2 separate regions of the Homo sapiens genome follow, and region 2 is linked to region 1. Evidence: read pairs that join two places in POLR2A ChIA-PET (ENCODE). Cell type or tissue: Caco-2. All regions are shown on one strand. Each heading gives the region's core, and the rest is flanking DNA. Links, peaks and the distances in the headings are about the cores only. Region 1 overlaps TMUB2 (transmembrane and ubiquitin like domain containing 2). Region 2 has its middle 8.1 kb from the start of DBF4B.

Evidence for each region. Peaks named below come from ENCODE experiments on the same cell type or tissue, not always from the same donor. Only the 100,000 strongest peaks of a DNase experiment are listed, where the experiment ranks them.
Region 2: POLR2A ChIA-PET joins it to region 1 with 5 read pairs; 3 of 35 experiments call an interaction of 5 or more read pairs at or near these places.

Annotation. Positions count from the first base shown.
Region 1 is chr17:44,189,395-44,194,697 of GRCh38, reverse strand. It overlaps TMUB2 (transmembrane and ubiquitin like domain containing 2), which reads right to left. Exons shown (of 4, transcript NM_001076674.3): 3 at 5,110-5,303; 4 at 2,769-4,197. The coding sequence ends at 3,834. ATXN7L3 (ataxin 7 like 3) reads left to right here. Exons shown (of 13, transcript NM_001382309.1): 12 at 24-181; 13 at 287-2,893. The coding sequence ends at 435. Among named protein-coding and RNA genes, the nearest start is that of TMUB2, 5.1 kb to the right of the region's middle. In Caco-2, for the core only: no CTCF peak of the experiment used is centred there; a DNase peak (open chromatin) is centred at 2,317.
Region 2 is chr17:44,697,878-44,703,246 of GRCh38, reverse strand. No RefSeq gene overlaps it. Among named protein-coding and RNA genes, the nearest start is that of DBF4B, 8.1 kb to the left of the region's middle. In Caco-2, for the core only: no CTCF peak of the experiment used is centred there; no DNase peak of the experiment used is centred there.

The DNA of each region.
Region 1 (5,303 bases), core at 1-5,000:
TCTTTGGCTCATCCCCTTTCCAGTGTCCTTCCAGAGGTCGAGAGCTCCCTGGATAATGACAGCTTTGACATGACTGACAGCCAGGCCCTGATCAGCCGGCTTCAGTGGGACGGCTCCTCTGACCTCTCACCCTCTGATTCAGGCTCCTCCAAGACGAGTGAAAATCAGGGATGGGGTCTAGGTACGTGATGCAGTTGGGCCCTAGGGGCTCTGTGCCCAAAGCCATGGGGGTGCCACCTCTCCTGCCATAACCATACTCTCATCCCTTGTGTCTCTTTCTCTACAGGTACCAACAGCTCTGAGTCACGGAAAACCAAGAAAAAGAAATCCCATCTGAGCCTGGTAGGGACTGCCTCCGGCCTAGGTTCCAACAAGAAGAAGAAGCCAAAGCCACCGGCACCCCCGACGCCCAGCATCTATGATGACATCAACTGACTTGGGTGCAAGGGATAGCCTTTGGCTGAGCAGAGCCCTCTCTCCTGACCCCCACCCAGGTGGCATAGCCTGGCAAATGGACGGCTGCTGGGGGTTGGGGCTTGGGAAGCTTGGTGGGCCAGGCAGGCAGAGGATCCGATTATGCGCCCCTGGGGGGTGTCAAAGTCCTCTGCAATGGAGCACGACTCCTCGGCGTGCAGGACTCAGACCTGGACATATTATGCCTTGGACATAAGTTTGGTGGGGAGGCGGTTTTCCTATTTATTCTGTGAGTTACTGGATGTCCAGCTAGGCCAGGGGCCTGACCTGGGCACTGTGCCAGGGCACTGCCTGCCCCCCACCCCAGGAACTGGACTAAGCCCTGCTGAGGGGCAATGTGGCGACCCGGGAGGCTGTGGGTTGGAAGCTGAGCCTGGAGGGGGCCTGCCTCGGCCGCCCTCAGCAATGTGAATGGGTCCGGTGCTTGGAGCTGAGGGGCAAGGCTGGGCATGTCCTGTCTGTGTGCAGAATCTTATCAAATGCCCCCAGTCCCAGGGGTAGGCAGGCACAGAGTGCTGTCTGCTGAGGTGGGCGTCCAGAACTGCCGCCACCTTCCCTGCCCCTCACAGGGGCAGCCCTTTCCCCTCAGTCCCCATGGGCCTCCTTGGCAGCAGGAGCTGTCCTTTTGTTGGGTGCCAGGAAAGGGCCTCCAGCCTCTACAGCTTCAAGGAATGGGAAAGGGAGGGTAGGAAGAGGGAGAAGTGTCAGAATTCCTCCCCCTGCCTCTCCTCCCTGACCCAGGGCTGGTGAGGAGTGGGGCCCCAAGGTGAGAGGGAACGGTGCTGCTTTATTTGAAATGTTTTCTTACCTCATTCCCTGCCCCAGGAAGGGACCCAGCCTCACCCTCCTGGGGTGGCCCCGTGTTCCTCCTGCCCACCCTGCCCCACTGCCCTACCGGGGCAGCCCAGGTTCCCAACTGCTGCTTCCACCCCCTTCACCTTGACTGGCTTCAGTTCCTCTCAGCGCTCCTGCCTCCAAAGCGTGCCCTGTTTCCCTTCCTTAGCGCTTTTAAGTTATTTATTCTGTACTTGTGGTTTGGGGCTCTGAGGAAAATCCTAATCTTGTGCCTCTCCCCCTTTGCTAGGAGTTGGGTGGGAAGAGAGGGTGGCCTCTGTGCCCCAGGTTGTCAGTGGAGGGGAAGGGGTGTCACTGCCCCTCTGTGGGACTGTCATGCCAGTGTGCCCACCTGCCTGGTCTACATCCTAAAGAGATGTACCGTCCCCCCTCCATGCGGGCACCACCACTCCCAGGAGCCAAGCTGGAGGACCGCGACCTGGGCTGGGAGCAGAGCTGACTGACATGGGTGGAGGTGACCCTGAGCCAAGTTCTCTGGCACTTGCTGGACATGTCCCCTACCCTCTTCCCAAGAGGAGCCATCCCACATTTGGGTAGTTAGTACCCAGGACTGGTTGGACTGATCGGGTTAGGGACCCTAGAGGGTTAAGGGAACAACAGAGATGGGGCTGCAATGCCCTGTCTGGAACTCCGCTCTCCCGCTGGGGTGGTTCTGATTGTGGCTCATGCCTGGTTGCAAATTGGTTTTTAACCCACAAATTGTGATTATTTTTTAAAAAGCCAAACAGATTTTGGCAGGAGTTAGAATAAATCCCGGGGCCTGGGCTTCTCTATTCTTGGCCCTCCGTAGTCTCCCTCCGAGAGGAGGCCAGAGGGAGAGGAGGATCTCAGCAGGCCTCTAGCCGCTTCCAGATGCAGTCTGGGGAGTGGGCTGAAGGTGAAGGGAGGAAGGCTGTGGGCCACTCTCCCTTCTGAGAGGCAGCTGCAGCTCAGGCCCTAATACACTCTTTGCCCTGTGGCCTCTCCCTTTTCCCCCCTTCTGGTTGGAGGAGGGAGAAGTGGGAAGTAGCTTGGGAACTGGTTTGTCCACATAAACTTCCCCATTGTTCCTTGGCCCGCCCTCAGGGCAGAGCCCCCTGCCCAGGCTGGGTAAGAGATGGGCTTGGTCCAGCAGGGACCCTGAGGGAACAAACCCTTTTCCTTCTGGGGAGAGAGTGCCCCCCCTACCATGTAGTTGAACAGGGGCTAGGAGCTCCCCACTCCCCTCCCTCTAACAGCAGGCTGTGTGGGTTTCAATTCCCATCCTTCCCACCCCGGCTAGGTGTCGTCCACCCTGTATCCTGTGTCTGAGTGTGTGTGGGGGGGTTCTGTACTAATTTCCATGGCCGGTGGCTTTTCCTTCCATGCATCACTCCCCCCCGCATGCCCAGGGGCCACCCGCCTGGCATTACCGCATGCTGGGGTCATTGGGGGAGGGGGGTGGGGCTCACGCTGTCCTGTGGTCTTGAGATTTTTATTTTTGCATATGTAATCCATTCTGTACAGGTAGCTAACTTTGTAAACGCTGTGTATTCCCTCTGCCCCCATGGCTGCTGGTGTAAATAAACTGCATCTCCCGTTGGTAGCCCCGGCCTACCTACTCTCATTACCATTTTCCTGGGGGCAGCGCAAAGCCATTCTCTGTCACAGAAAGAGGCTGCAGGACCACAAAATGGAACTTTATTCAGTCACAGACACTGACCCTCCAATAGCCCCAGAAGCAAGAGCCTAGGGCCCAGCAATCCATACCCAGTCCTTGGAGTTGGGCAGGGTAGGACGCTGGCCAAGGGCCAGTGCTGTCTCTTGCTTACAGCCTGAGGACTACGGGAGCAGCAGCTGTGGCCTGGCCGCTCCCAATGCTGGGGGCTTGGCTTGGTGCCCCATCCCCTTCCTGACTGAGCTCTATGAAGGACTCTTAAAAAAATAAAATAAAATGCAAGCAAAGTGCTTTGAAAGAAGGGAGGACACCCTATTCCTGCTAAGGGGTAGAGGAAGAAGGTGAAGGCGGCTAGGTGCCCATAAGAGAAGGCTGGCACAATCTTCATTCCCGCCAGTGTGATTTCAGTCTCAAAAGATGAGTATTTGGCTGAGAAATGGAAGGATACTCCAGGCTCCCTACGGAGTTGTGCTGGGGCCATGCTGAGCTGCCCTTGCAGGCAGCCCTGGGTGCTGGGGGCAGACATGCAGGACACTGGGAAGAGTCAGAACCACAGGTGGGAGGGAATCTCAGAGCCCAGGCTCCCCACTGAGCTTGGCCAGCAGCTTTGAACTCCTTCAGAGGACCCTAAAAGTGAAGGAAGATGACATCCTCATTTCTACCTGAGTTGTGCTCGCACGGGAGGGACATCTGTACTCCTGTGGATGAGAAGGGGAGGCCGCATACTTGCCTCCTGTGTCCTATGGAGGAGATTTCCATCACATCCTTTCCACCCCTCCCTCCCCGGCCCTTGGGCCCAGCTCTGGCCAGGAAAAGTGGGGAGGCCGTAAAGGAGAAAGACCATGCCTTTCATTTTCTTCCTATGTCCTTATCGTCCATACATCCCAAATACTAGGAAGCTGAAGAAGACGGTGACTCCCACCAGGGAGACAGTGGCAGGTGCTGTGAAGAATTGGCGGTAATTGATTCGGAAGTACCAGACCACACCCAACAGCACCACAAAGACAGGCACCATGAGGCTGCCCACATTGACACCAAGGCTGGGTGGCTCAGTGGCCGAGGGGGCCAAGGAGGCTGAGGGGCCTGGAACAGCTGACCCTGGGGGTGAGCGGTGGCAGTGAATCACACAGTTGTCGGTAATGTTCAGAGAACGCAGTGTGCGGGCTGGGTCTTGTAGCAGGCGGCCCTGGTAGATCAGTTTCATCTGGCTTTCTTGTCCAGGGAAGTATTTGCTGTAAGGATGAAAGACATGGAAGAAAAGATAGAGGGTGAGGAATGAGAAGGCAAACAGGCCTGGACCAACAAAGCAGGGGAGTGGGGAAAAACTGGAGGGTGGATTTTTTTTTCCCTCATCTTTATCCTTTTTTTTTTTTTTTTTTTTTTGAGACGGAGTCTCACTCTGTTGCCAGGCTGGAGTGCAGTGGCGCGATCTCGGCTCACTGCAACCTCTGCCTCCCGGGTTCAAGCAATTCTCCTGCCTCACCCTCCCGAGTAGCTGGGACTACAGGAGTGCGCCACCATGCCCAGCTAATTTTTGTATTTTTTTTTTTAGTAGAGACAGGGTTTCACCATGCTGGCCAGGATGGTCTTGATATCTTGACCTTGTGATCTGCCCGCCTTGGCCTCCCAAAGTGCTGGGATTACAGGCGTGAGCCACCGCGACAGGCCCCCCTCATCTTTATCCTTAACTAATGAGGGGTGTATTTGTTTGTTTTGTTTTTTTAGATGGAGTCTCACTCTGTCGCCCAGGCTGGAGTGCAGTGGCGCAATCTCGGCTCACTGCAACCTCCACCTCCTGGGTTCAAGCGATTCTCCTGCCTCAGCCTCCTGAGTAGCTGGGATTGCAGGCGTGCGCCACCACGCCCGGCTGATTTTTGTATGTTTAGTAGAGATGGGGTTTCACCATGTTGGTCAGGCTGGTCTCGAACTCCTAACCTCGTGATGCACCCGCCTCGGCCTCCCAAAGTCCCGGGAGCCACTGCACCCGGCCTGAAGGGTGTATTTCTAAGAAAGTATCTACCTGCCCTTGGTAGGGGCTGGATCTTACACTTTGCTGCAGCTCCCATGTCTGCACCAGCCTCCTTAGAGGCAACCAAGGGCTGGGGGATGAGCACAAGCAGCTTCCCACTTCCCAGGCCACTCACCTCTTCAGGGCACCCACGGTATCCTCTGGCCTAGCCACAGCCAGCTCCTCGGTATCATTGAGGAATTTGAGCCGCACAGTGATGAGGCCAGGGCTGGGAGGGAGGCAGGTGCTATCCTCAGATCTCAGGGGGGCCTCTGGACTGCTGCTGCCTGCACCTGCTTGTCTTTTGGGCAGGCCTTGGATGTCAAGGAG
Region 2 (5,369 bases), core at 92-5,091, 510 kb before region 1:
CCCAAATTGCAGCATTGCACAATATACCCTTGTGACAAACTTGCACATGTACCCCCAAATCTAAAAGTTAAATTTAGGCCAGGAGTGGTAGCTTATGCCTGTAACCCCAGCACTTTGGGAGGCCGAGGCAGGCAGACTGTTTGAGACCAGGAGTTCGAGACCAGCCTGGGCAACACAGCAAGACTCTGTTGCTTAAAAAGAAAAAAAAAAAAAAAGAAAGAAAGAAAAAGAAAATAAGGAAGTAAGAAAGAGAAAATAAGAATAATTGAAAATGAATTAGCTAAGTGTTCAACTTGAGAAGTCAGAAAAATGAACAAAACAGTGAGCCCAAAGGCTGTAGACAGTCAGAAATAGCAAAGGATAGAAATTAATGAAATGGAAAAGAAAAAGTAGATTCTTAAAAATCAATGTGGAAAAGACAAATAACACAAAAGAAAAATACGGGCAATACAAACATGAGACATTTTAAGGGCTGATAAACATAAAGCATGCTACGACTCACTAATAATTAGGAAAATACCAATTTAACAATAATTAAATGCCACTTCATAACTTTTGATCTGCAAAAATTAATGTGTATTAAAACCAAATTCTAGTAAAAATGCAAAGAAAAGGGTGGGGTATAAAACTGGGGCAAACCTTGGGAGAGCAATTTAGTACCCAATAAGGTACCTGCCCTTCAGTCTAACACTCTTCTAGGTTTATCCTGGGCCGGTGGTCTCCAAAGAAAGGTGTGCCTTGGCCAGGCATGGTGGCTCATGCCTGTAATCTCAGCACTTTGGGAGGCCAAGGTGGGCGGATCACTTGGGGTCAGGAGTTCAAGACCAGCCTGGCCAACAGGATGAAACCCCATCTCTACTTAAAAAATATAAAAATTAGCCAGGCATGGTGGTGTGTGCCTGTAATCCCAGGTACTTGGGATACTGAGGCAGCAGAATTGTTTGAACCAAGGAGGCAGAAGTGGCAGTGAGCTGAGATGGCCCCACTGCACTCCAGCCTGGGTGACAGAGCAAGACTCTCCGCCCCCCACCCCCCCGCCCCGGCCAAAAAAGAAAGGTGTGCCTCAGGTACAAGATGATTACAAAGGTCAGGCATGGGGACTCACACCTTTAATCTCAGCACTTTGGGAGGCTGAGGCAGGTGAATCGCTTCAGCCCAGGAGTTTGAGACCAGTCTGAGCAACATAGTGACACTTCATCTCTACTAAAAATTAAAAAAAAAAATTAGCTGGGTGTGGTGGTGCATGCCTGTGGTCCTAGCTACTCAGGAGCCTGAGGTGGGAGGATCAGTTGAGCCCAGGAGGTGGAGGCTGCAATGAGGGATGATTATACCACTGCACTTCAGCGTGGATAAGAAAGTGAGACTCTGTCTCAAAAAAAAAAAAAAAAAAAAAAAAAAAGAGCTGCGTGCAGTGGCTTACGCCTGTAATCCCAGCACTTTGGGAGGTTGAGGTGGGCAGATCACCTGAGGTCAGCAGTTCGAGACCAGCCTGACCAACATGGCGAAACCCTGTCTCAACTGAAAATGCAAAAATTAGCCGGGCATGGTGGTGGGCGCCTGTCATCCCAACTACTCAGGAGGCTGAGGCAGGAGAATCGCTTGAATCCGGGAGGCAGAGGTTGCAGTGAGCCGAGATTGCACCACTGCACTCCAGCCTGGGTGACAGAGCAAGACTCCATCTAAAAAAAAAAAAAAAAAATTGATCATAGAGGTGCTGAAAAAACACATTATAATTTAAGTGTATTATATTATCTAAAAGAAGAAAAACAAGTAAGCTTTATTAATATTTAGTAAGTGGATTGACACTGGGCATCTGTTAGACATCTTGGGTTATGTAAGACAGGTGAGGTAACTGGGTAAGGGGTCAGGAGCTTCGTATTTGGAGGGGTTGTGTGTTTTCTTTCAGTGTCCTGCGCCATGTTTGCTTTTCAGTGTTCTACACAGTTTTTATTATTATCATTATTTTATTTATTTACTAATAGTTTTGCTGTGTTGCCCAGGCTGGTCTTGAACTCCTGGCCTCAATCGATCCTCCTGCCTTGGCCTCCCAGTGTTGGGATCACAGGTGAGAGACCACACCTAGTCTCTATACAGTTTACGTATGTCCAGATAAGTGGATTTACAGATTATGCTATCTAGATATAATTTTTCCTAACTCTCCAAAGTGGACAAGGGGCTTAACCATATTCTTGTGAATGAGCAAGATTACAGTTACAAATAATCCTAGTGCTTCACACACAAATGAGTATTACAGGTACAAACTCTTATGGTTCGGTGAGAATCCAGTGTTGAGAAGGAGTCAGCTGGCCAAGGGGTGAAAAAAATCACCACTAATCAAGAGAAGCTCATGCCATAAAGAGCATATTTTGAAGACACATGTTTGGAAATGTTTTGATCTTTAATGACTTTGTTTCTAATAAAGGTATGTGAACCATCTTTAAAAATAAAACAAAACGGGCCGGGTGCGGCGGCTCATGCCTATAATCCCAGCACTTTGGGGAGCCGAGGTGGGTGGATCACGAGCTCAGGAGATCGAGACCATCCTGGCTAACACGGTGAAACCCTGTCTCTACTAAAAATACAAAAAGTTAGCCGGGCATGGTGGCGGGCGCCTGTAGTCCCAGCTACCCGGGAGGCTGAGGCAGGAGAATGGTGTGCACCTGGGAGGTGGAGCTTGCAATGAGCCGAGATCGTGCCACTGCACTCCAGCCTGGGTGATAGAGTGAGACTCTGTCTAAATAAATAAATAAATAAATAAATAAATAAATAAATAAAACAAAACATCTGATTCTCACATTTAAAAATCTAGGCTGGGCGCGGTGACTCACACCTGTAATCCCAGCACTTCTGGAGGCCAAAGCTGGTGGATCATTTGAGGCCAGGAGTTCAAGACCAGCCTGGCCAACATGGCGAAACCCCATCTCTACTAAAAATACAATAATTAGCTGGGGGCGGTGGTGCTTGCCTGTAATCCCAACTACTCAGAAGGCTGAGGCACAAGAATCACTTGGCAGTAAGCTGAGATTGTGTCACTGTACTCCAGCCTGGGCTACAGAGTGGGTCTCTGTCTCCATAAAAAGAAAAAAAAATCTATAAAACAGAATTTGCTAAACCATTTAAAAATCTTCCAAGCAACTGTCTCAATGGGTTTTGGGCAGGAAAAGGTGGCTCATACCCGCAATCCCAGCACTTTGGGAGGCTGAGGCAGGTGGATCACTTGAGGCCAGCAGTTTGAGACCAGCCTGGGCAACAACACAGTGACACTCTGTCACTATAAAATACTTAAAAAAAAAATGGGCTGAGGTGGGAGGATTGCTTGAGCCCAGGAGGTTGATGCTGCACTGAGCTGAGATTGCCCCACTGCACTCCAGTCTGGGCAGCAGAGTGAGACCCTGTCTCAAAAAAAAAAAAAAAAAAAATTGGCTAGATCCGGTGGTGGGCGCCTGTATTCCTACCTACTTGGGAGGCTAAGATGGGAGGATCCCTTGAGCCCAGGACTTTGGGCTGCTGTGAGCTGTGATTGTGCCACTGCATTCCAGCTTGGGTGAAAGAGTGAGACCCTATCTCTGTATATATATTTTTTAAAAAGGTGGCTGGGTGCGGTGGGTCATGCCTGTAATCCTAGGACTTTGGGAGGCCAAGATGGGCGGATCATGAGGTCAGAAGATCGAGACCATCCTGGCCAACATGGTGAAACGCCATCTCTACTAAAAATACAAAAACTTAGCCGGGTGTGGTGGCACGCGCCTGTAGTCCCAGCTATTCGGGAGGCTGAGGCAGGAGAATCGCTTGAAGCTGGGAGGCAGAGGTTGCAGTGAGCCAAAATTGCACCACTGCACTCCAACCTGGGTGACAGAGCGAGACTCCATCTAAAAAAGAAGAAAAAACAATGCTGGGTGTGGTGGCTCATACCTGTAATCCCAGCATTTTGGGAGTCCAAAGTGGGAGGATCTCCTGAGGCCAGGAGTTCGAGACCAGCCTGGGAAACACAGGGAGATTCTGTCTCTCTTAAAAAAAAAAAAAAAAATCTAAAAAAACTAGCTGGCAGGCTGGGCACAGTGGCTCACGCCCGTAATCCCAGTACTCTGGGAGGCCGAAGTGGGCGGATCACCTGAGGTCAGGAGTTCAAGACCAGCCTGGCCAACATGGTGAAACCCCATCTCTACTAAAAATACAAAATCAGGCCGGGCGTGGTGGCTCACGCCTCTAATCCTAACACTTTGGGAGGCTGAGGTGGGCAGATCATGAGGTCAGGAGTTCCAGACCAGCCTGGCCAACATGGTGAAACCCTGTTTCTACTAAAAACACAAAAATTAGCCCAACGTGGTGGCATGCATCTTTAATCCCAGCTACTTGGGAGGCTGAGGCAGGAGAATTGCTTGAATCCAGGAGGTAGAGGTTGCAATGAGCCAAGATTGTGCCACTGCACTCCAGCCTGGGCAACAAGAGCAAGACTCCATCTCAAAAAAAAAAAAAAAATCAGCTGGGCGTGGTGGTAGGCACCTGTAATCTCAGCTACCTGAGAAGCTGAGGCAGGGAGAATCACTTGAACCTGGGAGGGTGCAGTGAGCCAAGATCACGCCACTGCACTCCAGCCTGGGTGACAGAGTGAGACTCTGTCTCAGGAAAAAAAAGAAAAGAAAACTAGCCGGGCATGGTGGCATGCACATATAGTCCTGGCTACTCAGAAGGCTGAGGTGGGAGGATGTCTTGAGCCCAGGAGTTCAATGCTGCAGTGATCTATGATCCTGCCACTGCACTCCAGCCTGGGTGACAGGGCAAGACCCTTTCTCAAAAGAAAAGAAAACAGGCCAGGCATGATGGCTCCCGCCTGTAATTCCAGCACTTTGGGAGGCCGAGGTGGGCGGATCACCTGAGGTCAGGAGTTTGAGACCAGCCTGACCAACATGGAGAAACCTCGTCTTTATTAAAAATACAAAATTAGCCAGGCGTGGTGGCACATGCCTGTAATCCCAGCTACTTGGGAGGCTGAGGCAGGAGAATCGCTTGAACCCAGGAGGTGGAGGTTACAGTGAGCTGAGATTGTGCCATTGCACTCCAGCCTGGGCAACAAGAGTGAAACTCCATCTCAAAAAAAAAAAAAGAAAAAAATACAATGCCTTCTGATTAGTTTGGAAAAAACAACTGATAAACATCAGGGAAGATTCCGTAGCAAAACATCTCATGTATCCCAGAAATATATATACCTACTTGGTACTCACAAAAATTAAAAAAAAAAAAATCAGGGAAGATAGAAATGAGTCCAATTTCAATAAAAGCCTTGGTAGATGGGATTTTAAAATGACTGGTTTTGTTAAGCACAATGATGCAGATTTTAGAGAAATGGAGCATAAAAAATATTCATGAAA